Linked DNA regions of Mus musculus: region 1 is linked to region 2. A link is a loop called in an ENCODE intact Hi-C map of the cell type or tissue named here. Cell type or tissue: heart. All regions are shown on one strand.

Region 1 (2,500 bases), 63 kb before region 2:
AACACTGGCTGCTCTTCCAGAGGACCTGAGTTCAGTTCCCAACACCTACACAGCAGATAACAACTATCTATAACTCCAATTCCAGGGAACCCCATGCCTTCTTCTGGCCTCCATGGTCACTTGGTAAAAAGGCAAACTCATTAATCTCTCTAATGCCCCAATTCTTTTAGCATGAAAACCGACTTCTCTAAATTGTCATTCTGACACTGCTCACTCATTTAACTTTTTGGAGTTACACAGTCCTGTAGTTTTCTCAATGCTTTCAAAGTTAGGAAACATCTTCCAAATGTTTCTAGGATCATAATCTGCTAACAGCCTTCCTTTGGCACCTCCAACTGCACCTCCCTTGACTCCACCCACACATGTTCTAAGAGGTGCTTTCATACAACTTTGATCATGTCCCAAAATTCTGACCATTGATCCACTTTCTCCCCTACCTTCAGGCTTGGTAGCTCACTAAAGGGAAGATTAGATAAACCTATATACCTTGTAAATGAACAAGACCAAACTAAACATTAAACTCACATTAAAATCAATCCTGATATTATCATAAGCTGACCCTTACAAGCATATGAAATGCAACCTGAAAAACAGAGAACCTGCTGATCTCTTATCAAATAATAGCTCATCCTGGCTTGGGACTTATTGTCATCTCTGTTTCCACAAACTAAAATTTGTCTTTGTCTCTTTTTCTTTCACTTACACATCGAGATATTTGCTGGTTATATATCATGGTTCTCAATACGCAAACGAATCCTTTACACAATACCTAAGATCCGTTATGTGACTTACAACAAAACCTTGCCAAATGTTAGGCCCTAAAGACAAAAGACTATAAAATCACAGCCATCACAGAAATCCCGGCTTAGGTACACCAGGTAGGGAAGCACGAGATACACTACTTCATAGAAAAGTCCCAAATGCGAGCGAGAAGGGACCCGCAGCACAGCACAGAGGCCTCTATTTACCTATCACCTTCCACGACAAGCTGGTAGAGGTTTTATCTACACGCTACAAGGAAACCCGCAATTGGGGTACCGGACCCTCATCCCTCGCAGCGCCCCAAGACGGCCCCGGGGAAAACGTGTACAGAAAGCATCCGAAACTCGAAGAAAGAAGAGGTCCACGCCCGGCCCGCCGGCGCGCGCAGGCAGAAGCGCGTGCATCTCCCCTGCACCAGAACAGCCCTGGACAGCAAGACCAGGCCGCACACAGCGGCTCGGACTGGGACGGGCGAATGCTCACCTACGACGCCCTCGAGGCGGCTCCGAGCCCTCACGGCGCACTGGGTTTGGAAAGGAACCGCCGATGCACACGGGAGACGAGAAACACGATCCACTGAAGGGCGAAACACGCCAGGTAGCACCAGAAAGGCGGCGCGGACGTGGCGTCACCCGCGAGGCGCGCTGAGTGACGTCACCGGGTGGGTGTGGCCAGACGCGCCTCCTCAGGAGCTCGAGGGTGCTCAGAGGGTCCAGGGGATCGGGGAGCCCTCACCCGGCAGAGGCAGGACCTTGCTGTCTGCTGTCCCTCAGCTCTTTGACACCCGGTTGTTTTTGCCCCACAGTTGGGCTTTGGCCCAGGATCACAGGTGACTGGGGTCGGGGAGGGAGTTTGGCCGCCAGCCGGGGAGTCGCGCGCGTGCGCACGACACCAACCGGCTCCCACGCGCCGGAACTACGCTCCTGGACTAGAGGGATGGAAGAGCTCCGCTGCCCCGAAGCCAAGCTGGCGCCACCAGAGGTAGTCATAGCTACCGAAGCCCCGCCACCCTCCCTTGTGGATCGATACTTCACTCGCTGGTATAAAGCGGGTAAGTGCGGGATGGTGGTGAGCTCCGCTTTACCGCACGGGTGCAGGCACTTCTGCCACGCGATGCAAGCCACCCGTGCTCTTCCCTGAGCATCCTAGTCCCAGGAATACAGATTTGCGCTGATGAAGAGCTAAAATAGGCGCTTTCCTTCGTGGGAACCGCAGCGCCATGTGTGGGTTGTTTGCAGGAAAGGACGTGAACTAAACTAAGGAACTCCGCGTTGGTCTATCTGGGCTTTCCCCACACTACTAAGGGTTGGTGTGCTTGGAGGGATCAATCCTACGCCGAACCGGGAAGAAACCTTAGGCATGGAGAGAAAAATTAAGAAATGTTAAGGAAGCAGTATCTAGTGTTAAGAAGAAACTGTGCATATTGTCCACTGGACGTTTGAAATAGGCTTCTCTGGTGTTCGTTCTGCCAAGAAAATACCGATACCACCTTTGGGGATCCTCCTCTAGCCTCTATTTTAGCCTTTTTAAATTCAGGGAAACCGGTAGACCCACATATAATATTTAGGATAAGCATCCTAAATTCTCTTTAGGACTGAATTTAAAAAAAAACGTGTGATTTTTGCATACCATCAAGACAGCCTCACAAAACACCACCATAATGTCAGCAATGTGGCGCTTATAATAGTGTTTCTCTAGGTGTACTCATTTTAAAGTGACAAGATGGAGGAGCTAAGAA
Region 2 (2,500 bases):
AAGTCTCCAGGGTGGAAGGAGATGTAAGTGCTAGAAAGGAAATGGCGGCTCTTCCATGCATGCATGCATTACTCAGGAAGACAGAAAGCCACAGAGTGCCAGGTATAGTCACCATTGCTCCATTAATCACAGGATGCAGGGAGGAAAATGGGGATATTTACTTCATTAGCATTAGAAGAATTTCAGAAGCATATAAAACTACAATTTTCAAATATTTTTGCGACCAGGCTGGAACAGACAGTATTTAAAAGTCTATGGAATAGTGACAACCTCCCTTTCATTAAACGTGTTTATGTAAGGCATTGGTGGACAGGAGTTGAGGTTGTTGTAAGAAATCATCTTTTAATTTGGAGTCGGATAAGATAATTTAAGATTCTTTCTACCTCTAAAATCTTGGTAATCCTGGCATGAGTCACCAAGGTGTTACAGGCTTAGTATGAGTCACACATCGCCAACGCACAGCCAAAGACAAAATTCCTCCCTTGGTGTTTGGCACAGTACCATAGCTGTAGATGAGGAATTCTAGCCCTCGGGTTATGTATACCTCAGCTCAGAGAGACAAACTTTTTTTTTTTAATTAAGCACATCCTAGCTGATTCTAGACTTCTTTTATAACTCAAAATATAATAATGCACTAATCCCAACTGAGACCTTGCAAAAGGTGTGCATCAATCAGGATTAAGCACTCCTTCCTGTCACTCTACAGAGTTCTAGCAGACAGAGGTGGTGGGCAGGCAAATGACAGGGAGAGACAGGACAGGTGGCCGGAGTGGGTGGGAGTTGGGCGAGCCCACACATGACCAAGGGAACAGGACAAAGGCCTTGGAGAACACGCTGGAGTAAGAGGCAAACTGGAATGCCTTAGTCTGCACCCAGCGCCTGGGTCTGGCCTGCGATGCGGACAGCGACAGCGGCGGCCGACTGAGCAGCGGCCGCCAGCTTGGCTCTGGAAGTCAGAGAACCCCATAGGGGTCCTACTGACCCGCGGCTGGGCCTCACTCGGAGCCACTGGGCCAGGCGGGTCCGGCTGCCTAGGCCGAACAACGCACCTGCTGGGCTCCAGCGCTTCCAGCGCTTCACCGCGAGCCCAGGAGTAGCCGCCCGGCTCTGGGCCCCCACGCGAGTCCCGCCGTGCCGCCGTCTTGCTCGCGCAATGCGGGACAGCGCCGCCTCCCGCCCCGCCAAGCCGGACCGAGGAAAGAGCGCCCGCCGCCATCGCGGGCAGCGCACACGGGGACCAGGGGCCGCGGTACCTGAGAAACCAGGGGCAGAAGAGTCTGTTCCACCGAGCGCGTCCTGATCTCCAGTCCCGAGTCGAAGGTGAAGCCAGCCGCGTTGGAGGAGTGGACAGCTCCCGCACCGCCACCGCCCGGGACTGGAGAAGCGGCCATGGCCCTCCACCGATAGCACAGCGCGCTATCCGCACCTCTGCCTGCCCGCCAACCAGCCTCCGGGTTGCCCGCCGCCTCGCCGCACCGAGGCCCCACCCCTACCCTTGTGCCACTACTTCGGCCCCGCCTCCATGCGACCCTGGGCCCGTATCCCCGCCCCCAGGCCTGTACCACCGCGCGGGCCCCGCCTTCGAGGCCACCCAACTCTAGCTAGTTCTGCCCAGCACCCTAGCCGAGCCCCCTCTACGTCCCGCCCACTGACCCATAGTCTGGCGCGTAGCAGTCCAGGATCATCAGCTCCGCCTCTAGGGTGGCACGCCCCACCAGCTCCGCCCTAATACCTGGGCGGCCCCACCCATCCACTGCCATAGTCCCACCCCGCGGACCCGCCCTCTGGCCGCCCCTGTGCCTCTTTCCTCAAGGGTGAGTTCCAAAGCCTAATTTTATCTAGAGCAGGCCACCCGAGAGCCTCCACAAGTTTATGTGGCCTCTTACCAGAAGACAACTGTCCCCAACAAAGCTTTCCACCAAATCCATTTGCCTCAAAAGTCAATTCTGATTTCCCGTAAATATTTCTACATGTTTTTATGGTGTTGAACCTCTGCCCTGGGACTGAGACATCAATTACACTTGTAACCATCTTTCTTTCAATGGCTTCCGAGGAAAGACAGTCCCATTTCGCCTCCACTTCTATGTTCTGATTGTATCTCTTACAGAGTTGAAACATTTGATAATATATTCACATATCTTGATACTCAGCAAGAAGGCAGTGTATCTTGCAGTTACCTTTAGAATTCACCTTCAAGAGAATCAAAAACAAAAGTTTGGGCTCTGGCTAAATAATACCTTTTAAAAACTTGTAACATTGTTTCTAATATTAGCCAAGAACTAGCAGCATGTTAACTGCTCCTTGAATGAAAAGATGTGTCTGACTGAAGTCACTTAAGGCTAAGAATCCATTCTCTCAGCCCAACCATGAGCTCACACAGAATCCCTGTGGTGAGAAGAGGTGCCAAAGCGCCTTTTCCTCCAGTTTCCAGGAACAAAGCCAAGGAAGGCATTCAGAAGCCTGTGTCTTAAGAAAGATTCTACACTGACCTTAGGAAGGA

What was found. A loop is a pair of places that touch in the nucleus more often than their neighbours do. Peaks named below come from ENCODE experiments on the same cell type or tissue, not always from the same donor. Only the 100,000 strongest peaks of a DNase experiment are listed, where the experiment ranks them.
Region 1: a loop joins it to region 2, with 4 times the contacts of the local background. A loop is called at or near these places in 1 of 42 quality-filtered maps.

Annotation. Positions count from the first base shown.
Region 1 is chr4:56,800,914-56,803,413 of GRCm38, forward strand. Elp1 (elongator complex protein 1) reads right to left here and starts at 1,418. Exons shown (of 37, transcript NM_026079.3): 1 at 1,246-1,418. It overlaps Abitram (actin binding transcription modulator), which reads left to right and starts at 1,416. Exons shown (of 6, transcript NM_001081420.1): 1 at 1,416-1,813. The coding sequence starts at 1,699. In heart, no CTCF peak of the experiment used is centred here; a DNase peak (open chromatin) is centred at 1,528; H3K4me3 peaks cover 2,500 bases; H3K27ac peaks cover 1,641 bases.
Region 2 is chr4:56,863,724-56,866,223 of GRCm38, forward strand. Ctnnal1 (catenin (cadherin associated protein), alpha-like 1) reads right to left here and starts at 1,488. Exons shown (of 19, transcript NM_018761.3): 1 at 1,254-1,488. The coding sequence starts at 1,391. In heart, a CTCF peak has its summit at 1,169; DNase peaks (open chromatin) are centred at 1,048, 1,598 and 2,418; H3K4me3 peaks cover 1,955 bases; H3K27ac peaks cover 1,356 bases.